Linked DNA regions of Mus musculus: region 1 is linked to region 2. Evidence: chromatin loops called from intact Hi-C (ENCODE). Cell type or tissue: heart. All regions are shown on one strand.

Region 1 (5,000 bases), 110 kb before region 2:
TGCTTTGTATTAACTAATTTTACATATTCTTGTCTCCTGATTTTAATATGTATTCTAACATTTTCCCAAGTATTTCTTATCATGAGGCTCCACATATTCCATACCAAGTTCTCTAATTTTGTTTTCTTAGTGCCTCTTTCTGTCCTCTCAAGTGAGAAGAAAAAAATGTGTCATTGAATAGTTTTATGTTTAATATTTGATTGCTGCAGTTGGTTCTCCTTTTCCCATGCTGCCTGTCATTCCTCAGACTCAGGGCATATACCATGCCAGTTCCGTACTAGAAAGGGAATTGGCAGTAGCCTGACACAACAGTTCAGAGAATAGGGAAATCCCAGTCGTGATTGTGTTAGAGCAGATAATGCCTTTGAAGTCTGTGACTTTGGAAGCCCTGCAAAGCTTCTAGAGTGATCTGTGTTGCTTGTGTCAGCTAATTCTGATTTGAGTTCAATAATGGCAGAATAAGAAATTTACCTATTTTCACTGTTATTTTGTATCATTAACATTTTATATAGTATTGAAAGCTAATATTTTCACATCATTTGATTTGATTAAAACATATTTAAACCATATTTTTCCTTTATACATTATTTGACTTTGAGGATTTATTCATAAAATAATATTCAATGAGATTTTGTGCACTGATAACTCTTCTGTAGTTTTTATTCTGCAGGAACAGCAGATCTAGATAGACAGTTTATTTCAATTTCCTTGGTGAACTCAGAGATAACCATGTGCAATAATTTTTCAAAGAAATAAAGAATATTTTGTATCATGTTGAAATTTCTATCACTGTAGTATGCACATAAACTAAAGAACTGAAATGGACAAACAAAGCATGTATTCAACCCTGAACTCACCATGGGGGAATAAACATGGGCAATCAGTGTCCAGATTGTGGTTAGTTGCTAGAAAATTGCTGAAAGACTAAGTAGGTTCTTAGGAATGATACATTGCTACTCTTTGTTAACAAATTGGTATGGTGATAATGTGTTAGTTAGGTCAAGACAGTGCAGAAGGGATGTAATTCAGAAATGAAACATTTTTAGGTAGAGAAGACATCTTTGTATATTTTGTCATAAGATTTAATAGTGACCAGTGTAATTGAAAAGTTCACAGCTTGGGGAAATATTTCATATGCATATTTCAAGGATACATTTTTTTTTGTTTTGCTAGAAATAACACTGTATTTGATTTCTCATTTCTTTTCGTGTGCAGTATCTCAATGCCAGGCAGCACTTTGCACTATGCCCCATGTCTCTCCACACAGTATAGTGATAGCAATCTGACTGCAAAAACACATGTGAAATAAACAGATTTAAGTGCCAAGCTCATCAAAAACAAACAGTTGCAAACGACTTGTCAGATTATTTAACATGATATAAAATAAGGAAATAAAATTTGCAGATTGTTTTATTTACCATGTATGATAAATATAGTTATTTGCCTTATTTAACTTATTTTAACAATATTTAGTTTTATACAAATAGGGTATATGTACAGAGATACATTAATATCTACTAATCTTCGTTCAAACCTCTTATAATACAGTGAAGGAGTGCATAGCCATTTGACATGGCTATTTCTGACAGTGGTCAGTGCATTTTCTGCACACTATGAGTCATTGTGCACAAGCACAAGCATCATGATTGCAATGAACACAAATGATGATGTGCTTTAGCGTGGCTAGAACTATATACATCAACATTTCTGTTTCAATTTACCTGTGTGTAATTGAATTTATTTTCTGATTTTTTTATTAATTCATTTTGCAATAATTTAATGAAAGAAGTGGTTTTTGTTCTTTTTTATGTGTTTTTTAATTCTTTGGAAGCATAATCAACAGTAAGACAAGCATTGGAACTTCAAGCTAAAGTGTTTTACACAGAAAACGAAATCTAAATATTTGATTTATTTTATATTGTGGTATTTTAAAACTGTAATTCTTTTCAGTGAAATATTGCTAGTTATGTTACCAGTTGCATGAATATTGGGTAAATATTAAACCACCAAAATATCCTAATAACAAAAGTATAGTGGTTTTGGTTTAAGATCATGTAAATTCACAAAATAACATTCCAATAGGACAGTGGAAGTGAAAATACATGCTAATAAACAAAAAAGCAAGATCTTTATATAAATATGACATTAATATTTGATACATTGTGAACATCCTTGCACCCTCCCTTTAGTCCTCCTTCTTACTTGCTTTGTCAAAATCTATACTTCACAGCTCATGTCCACTTATAAGTGGGAACATGGCATGTTCATCTTTCTGGGCCTGGGAAACCATGCTAGAGATAAGTTTTTCTAGTTCCAAATTCTATTCTGTCATTTTTTAATCATTTTGTTTGATTACATTTTCAGATGATCTCCCCCTTCTTGGTTACCGCTCTACCAACACCCCATCCCATCTCCAACCATCCCCTCAACTTTGTGTCTATGAGGGTGCTCATCTAGCCATTCACCCATGCCCACCTCACCTCTCTAGCATCACCCTATGCTGGAACATGAAGCCTCCCTCCCTTCTCACTGATGTCAGATAAGACCATCCTCGACTTCATATGTATATGTATATTTGACTCCCTCCATGTACACCCTTTCGTTGGTGGTTTAGCCCTTAGAATAGCTCGGCTGACCAGTTAGTTGATATTGGTCTTATTATTGGGTTGCAATCCCCCTTTGCTTACTTCAGGCCGTTCCTTATCTCTTCCCCTGAGGTCCCATTGACTAAGTCTGACAGTTGGGTATAAGTATCTGTATCTGTGTGGGTCTTGTGCTGGTAGAATCTCCCAGGAAACAGCCATATCTGGCTCCTGTCAGCAAGCACTTCTTGGCATCAGCAATACTGTGGAAGTTTGGTAGCTGCAGATGAGATGGATCCCTAGGTGAGGTTGTCTCTGAATGGCCTATACTTCAGTCTCAGTTTCAATTTTTTTCCCTGCCTTTCCTTTGCACAGGGACATTTGTAGGTTTAAATTTTGAGATGGATAGGTGGCACCATTTCTCAACTGGGTGTTGTGCCTCTCTCCGGGAGGTTTGTCTCTACAAGCACTTTGTATCTCTCTTTGTTGAGTATTTTGGCTAAAGTCATCATCATTAGCTCCTGAGAACCTCTCAGTACCCTAGAATCTGGGATGTGCTAGTGACTACCTCAATTCTGCATCCCCGTCCGCTATATGTTTCTATGCAATTTCCTGACTCTCTGTGCTTCTGTGTTGTACCTGTTCCTGCCCCCCTTTCCCTCTCCCTCTTCTCTCCCTCAGTGGTTCCTCTCTCGGTCTAGCTCATGTGGTTATTTTGTTCCCACTTCTATGCATGACTGAAGCACCTGCACTCTCCTCTTCCTACTTCTAAGTTGCATATGATTTGTGGGGTATATCATGGGTATTCTGAGTTTTCAGGCTAAAATCCAATTACCAGTGTATACATATTATGGATATTCTTTTGTTCCTGGGTTACTTCACACAGGATATCCATTTGCCTGAGAATTCCATGAAGTCTTTGCTTCTAATAGCTGGATAGTAATCTGTTTGTGTAAATGTACCACAATTTCTGTATCCATTCTTTGATTGGGGGACATCTAGGTTGTTTCAAGCTTCTGAATATAATACATAAGACTTCTATAATCATAGTGAAGCAGATATTACTGCAAACGCCTGTGCTGAACAAAACTGGAATATCTAGAAAAAAGGGATGATTTTTCTAGACAAATACCAACTACCAAAGTTAAATTAGCATCAGATAAACCATTTAAACAGTACCATAATTATAAAGAAAAGAAAGCAGCCATTAAATGTCTCCCAGCAAAAAAAACAAAAACAAAAAAAACAAAAAAAAAACAAAAAAAACAAAAACAAACAAACAAACAAACAAAAAAACACCACCACCAACAACAACAACAGCGGGACCAATTTGCTTTATTGCAGAATTCAATCAGACCTTCAAAGAACACCTAATCCAATACTTCTAAAACTATTTCATAAAATAAAAATCGAAGGAATATTGCCCACTGTGTGCTATGAAGCCACAATACACTGATACTTAATCACACAAAGACCCAATATAGTATGAAAATTTCAGACCAATTTACCATATTAATATCAATGCAAAAATACTCAATAAAATCTCACAATTTGAATCAAAGAAGAAATCAATACCATCATCCCCATGACTGAGTGGGCTTCATCCTAGTGATGCAAAGATGGTTCAATATAAGGAAATCCATCAACTTAATTATATAAACAAACTCAAAGGGGAAAACTAACAGGGAAAGAGAAACATAAGACCACCCTATCAGATGCTACCAAAGCCTTTGTCAAAGCACAACACCCCTTCATGTTAAAACTATTGGAGGGATCAGGAATTCAATGTCTAGGTCTAAATATAATAAGTGAAATATACAGAAAACCAGTAGCCAATATCAAAGTAAATGGAGAGAACCTTGAAACAATCCCACTAAAATCAGGGACAAGACAAGGCTGCCCAGTCTCGCCATGTCTATTCAATATACTACTCAAAGTTCTAGCCAGAGCAATTAGGCAACGAAAGATAATCAAAGGGATACAAATTGGAAAGAAGGAAGTCATGGTATCACTATTTACACATGATATGATAGTACACATAAGCATCCCAAAAAAATCCACAAGATGGCACTTGTAGCAAATAAACAACTTCAACAAACAGGTCAGATATAATATTAACTCACATTAGTAGCCTTCCTCTACTCAAAGGATAATGGGCTGAAAAAGAAATGGGGGAGAAAACACCCTTCACAAAAGTCACAAATAATATAAACTGTCTTGACGTGACTCTGACCAAGCAAGTGAAAGATCTGTATGACACAAAATTCAAATCTCTGAAGAAAGAAATCAAAGAAGACCACAGATGGAAAGATCTCCCATGCTCATGTATTGGTAGGATTAATAAGTAAAAGTGGGCATCTTACCCAAGGCAATTTACAAATATAACACCCATCAAAATTTCAATTCAATTCTTCACAC
Region 2 (5,000 bases):
CTTATTTATATCTCCCTTGTTTATATCTCCCTCGAATCCTGGGCCTCTCACTCTTTTATACTCTCAGTTCCCATCCATGCACAGCAGGCCACGCCACCTCACCAGGCATGCAGCTTCAGCTAATCAGGGGCATATCTCCATCAAAATGGATTCACCAGTATCCTGGTACACCTGCGCAGCTCTCAAGATGTTTGTGGCTTATATGAGGAAGTCAGGTGCAAATCATGCGACTTAGCTGCAGTCCCTGGTGCCTTTGGGACTGCCGCCACACCCGCTCCTCACAATTTATGTTCCAAATTTTGATCCTACCCTAAGTCCCCTATTCTCTGAGTTCTTCAACCCAAACTTCCTCTCGTTTACCTCTCAGAGGGTGTTCCCCACATACACTACTCCCACATCCACACCACGCCAACACCACAACCAGGCATCACCCTCCATGGAGCCTCAAGTCACAGTAGATTTGGGCACAGAATACTTGCTCTTGTTTTATCTGCAGAGTAATTCCATGAAATGCACATAGAGATCCTCAGCACATAATATGTAATTTGGAGAAATTGGGGGGGGGGAGTATTTCTCTAATATGCTCATGTCAAAAAGGGGGAGAAGTGGTAAGGAGGAAAATGAGGATATATAAATTCAGTGATCCAACATGGATAAAAATAGAGAAAAATAGCCAAGATCAAACTTAAGATCAAATTAGTATGGTTTCTACAGTGAAATTAAGTTATGCATCTGAAGTGATAAGTTCACCTTCACATTAGGATATATAAGAATGAGACCCAAAAAGTCAGGAGCAGTGAACTGGCCAATTATTTGTATATAAACATGCATGTATCAAAGACAAAATGGTCTCAGAATCCTGAGACTCGTAGGAAAGTCAAAAGCATTAATTTTTATGGACTTTGATGTCGCTTTAATTAAACCATCAATTCGTGGTATGTCTTTTTTTCTTCTCTGTTCCTGTATTTCCAATGATGATTATCTTTGATGACATATCTGGACATTATCTTGAAGGACTCTTTCAAAAAACATCTGTCTTGGTACACCCCTGTGGCCAAAACCAGAGAAGCAGAAAGCAACCCTGGGGTTTTTTCAGTCTTGGAGTAAATAATTGTGATTCTGACTAGAAAAGAAAGTATGTCCTGTTAAGCGGTAATCTGTTTATCACTGAGTGCGGTGCCTCAGGTGGAGAGCCTGAAGGATCAAGTGCCATAGAACTCTCAAGAGGTGGAGGAAAGGATCCCTGAAACGTCTCTAGATGATTAGAGTGACATATTCAGTCAGAATGTCAACAACAATGCAAATATACAAGCACAGTAACTCAAAATATATATGTTACACACCATGGGTTTTACCACCCCTTGACTTAGATCTTAATGGAAATATCACTTAATATGCTGCTCTCTTGGCTTCTTATCGTTTGGTTTTTACAGATGCCAACTTTCACCTGGATCATTGCAACTCATATCTGCCCAACTGACACTAAACACCTAATACACTCTGATGGAACTGTTGTCATTGGTGCATTTTTTCCTATTTTACATAATTCACGTGTAAGTAAAATAATAGATTGGAGATATTTTCCTATGGACTCAGATGATTATTTTGGGTAAGTGCTTTGTATTAACTAATTTTACATATTCTTGTCTCCTGCTTTTAATATGTATTCTAGCATTTTCCCAAGTATTTCTCATCGTGGGGCTCCACATATTCCCTACCAAGTTCTCTAATTTTGTTTTCTTAGTGCCTCTTTCTGTCCTGTAAAGTGAGAAGAAAAATGTGTCATTGCATAGTTTTATGTTTAATATTTGATTGCTGCAGTTTGTTCTCCTTTTCCCATGCTGCCTGTCATTCCTCAGACTAAGAGTGCACTCCATGCCAGTTCTGTACTAGAGAGGGAATTGGCAGTAGCCTGACACAATAGTTCAGAGAACTGGGGAATGACCGTCCAGATTGTGTTGGAGCAGACAATGCCTTTGAAGTCTGTGACTTTGGAAGCACTGCAAAGTTTCTAGAGTGATCTGTGTTGCTTGTATCAGCTAATTCTGATTTCAGTTCAATAATGGCAGAGTAAGAAATTGACCTACCTTCACTGTTATTTTGTATCATTACTATTTTGTATAGTATTGAAATATTTTCACATCATTTGATTTCAGATTAAAACATATTTAAACCATATGTTTCCTTTATACATTACTTGACTTTGAGGATTTATTCATAAAATAATATTCAATGATATTTTGTGCACTGATAACTCTTCCGTAGTTTTTATTCTGCAGGAACAGCAGATCTAGATAGACAGTTTATTTCAATTTCCTTGGTGAACTCAGAGAAAACCATGTAATACTTTTTCAAAGAAATAAAATGTATTTTGTATCATGCTGAAATTTCTATCACTGTAGTATGCACATAAACTAAAGAACTGAAATGGAAAACCAAAGCATGTATTCAACCCTGAACTCACCATGGGGGAATAAACATGGGCAATGAGTATCCAGCTTGTGGTTAGTTGCTAGAAAATTGCTGAAAGACTAAGTAGGTTCTTAGGAACGATACACTGCTACTCTTTGCTAACAAATTGGTATGATGATAAGGTGTAAGTTAGGACAAGACAGTGCAGAAGGGATGTAATTCAGAAATGAAACATTTTTAGATAGAGAAGACATCTTTGTATATTTTGTCATAAGATTTAATCGTGACCAGTGTAATTGAAAAGTTCACAGCTTGGGGAAATATTTAATATGCATATTTCAAGGATACATATTTTTTTTGTTTTGCTAGAAATAACACTGTATTTGATTTCTCTTTTCTTTTCATGTGCAGTATCTCAACGCCAGGCAGCACTTTGCACTATGCCCCATGTCTCTCCAGATAGTATAGTGATAGCAATCTGACTGCAAAAACACATGTGAAGTAAACAGATTTAAGTGCCCAGCTCATCAAAAACAAACAGTTGCAAACGGCTTTTCAAATTATTTAACATGATATAAAATAAGGAAATAGAATTTGCAAGTTGTTTTATTTACCATGTATGATAAATATACTTATTTGCCCTATTTAATTTATTTTAACAATATTTAATTTTATGCAAACAGGGTATATGAAGAGACATACATTAATATCTACTAATCTTCGTTGAAACCCCTGACTAAACCTTTATAATACAGTGAAGGAGTGCATAGCCATTTGACATGGATATTTCTGACAGTGGTCAGTGCATTTTCTGCACACTATGAGTCATTGTGCACAAGTATCATGATTGCAATGAACACAAATGATTGTGTGCTTTAGTGTGGCTAGAAAGATATACATCAACATTTCTGTTTTAATTTACTGTGTGTAATTAAATTTATTTTCTGATTATTTTTATTAATTCATTTTGCAATAATTCAAGGCAAGATGTATTTTTGTTCTTATTTTATGTGTTTTTTAATTCTTTGGAAGCATAAACGACAGTAAGACAAGCATTGGAACTTCAAGCTAAAGTGTTTTACACAGAAAACAAAGTCTGAATATTTGATTTATTTTATATAGTGGAATTTTAAAGCTATAATTTTTTCATTGAAATATTGCTAGTTATGTTACCAGTTACATGGATATTGGATAAATATTAAACCACCAAAAATATCCTAATTACAGAAGTATAGTGGTTTTGGTTTAAGATCATGTAAATTCACAAAATAACATTCCAATAGGACAGTGGAAGTGAAAATACAGGCTAATAAACAAAAGAGCAAGTTCTTTATATAAATAAGACATCAATATTTGTTACATTGTGAACATCCTTGAATCCTTCCTTTAGTTCTCCTTCTTACTTGCTTTGTCAAAATGTGTATTTCACAGCTTAAGTCCACTTATAAGTGGGAACATGGCATGTTCATCTTTCTGGGCCTGGGAAAGCATGCTAGGGATAAGTTTTTCTAGTTCCAAATTCTATTCTGTCGTTCTTTAATCATTTTATTTTATTGCATTTTGAGATGATCTCCCCCTTCTTGGTTACCGCTCTACCAACACCCCATCCCATCTCCAACCATCCCCTCAACTTTGTGTCTATGAGGGTGCTCATCTACCCATTCACCCATGCCCACCTCACCTCTCTAGCATCACACTATGCTGGAACATGAAGCCTCCCTCCCTTCTCACTGATGTCAGATAAGACCATCCTCAACTTCATATGTATATGTATATTTGACTCCCTCCATGTACACCCTTTGGTTGGTGGCTTAGCCCTTAGGAGAGCTCTGTGGTCCAGTTAGTTGATATTGCTCTTATTATTGGGTTGCAGTCCCCTTTACTTACTTCAGTCATTCCCGTATGTCTTCCACTGAGATCCCATGACTAAGTCCGACAGTTGTGAATAAGTATTTGTATCTGTGTTCGTCATGTGCTGGTAGAAGCTCCCAGGAAAGAGCCATATCTGGCTCCTGTTCACAAGTACTTCTTGTCATCAGCAATACTGTGGAAGTTTGGTGGCTGCAGATGAGATGGATCCCTAGGTGAGGTGGTCTCTGAATAGCTTATCCTTCTGTCTCTGTTTCAATTTCTTTCCCTGCCTTTCCTTTGAGCAGGAACAATTCTAGGTTCAAATTTTTGAGATGGATAAGTGGCACCATCTCTCAACTGAGTGTTGTGCTTCTCTCCAGGAGGTTGTCTCTATACTTTGTATCTCCATTTGTTGAGTATTTTGGCTAAAGTCATCATCATTAGCTCCTGAGAACCTCTCAGTACCCTAGTATCTGGGACTTTCTAGTGACTACCTCAGTTCTGCATCCCCCTCCTCTATATGTTTCTATGCAATTTCCTGATCCTCTGTACCTCTGTGTTGTACCTGTTGCTGCCCCCCTTTTCTCTCTCCCTCCTTTCTCTCTTGGTGGTTCCTCTCTCGGTCTAGCTCATGTGGTTATTTTGTTCCTACTTCTATTCAGGACTGAAGCATCTGCACTCTCCTCTTCCTACTTCTAAGTTGCATATGATTTGTGGGGTATATCATGGGTATTCTG

The links. Hi-C counts contacts between places; a loop is a spot of excess contacts. Peaks named below come from ENCODE experiments on the same cell type or tissue, not always from the same donor. Only the 100,000 strongest peaks of a DNase experiment are listed, where the experiment ranks them.
Region 1: it touches region 2 in a loop (17-fold over the local background); 3 of 42 quality-filtered maps call a loop at or near these places.

The regions. Positions count from the first base shown.
Region 1 is chr10:79,248,014-79,253,013 of GRCm38, forward strand. The region is part of intron 1 of Vmn2r81 (vomeronasal 2, receptor 81); the gene reads left to right. Among named protein-coding and RNA genes, the nearest start is that of Vmn2r81, 2.7 kb to the left of the region's middle. In heart, no CTCF peak of the experiment used is centred here; no DNase peak of the experiment used is centred here.
Region 2 is chr10:79,355,197-79,360,196 of GRCm38, forward strand. It overlaps Vmn2r82 (vomeronasal 2, receptor 82), which reads left to right and starts at 1,395. Exons shown (of 6, transcript NM_001101572.1): 1 at 1,395-1,609. The coding sequence starts at 1,395. In heart, no CTCF peak of the experiment used is centred here; no DNase peak of the experiment used is centred here.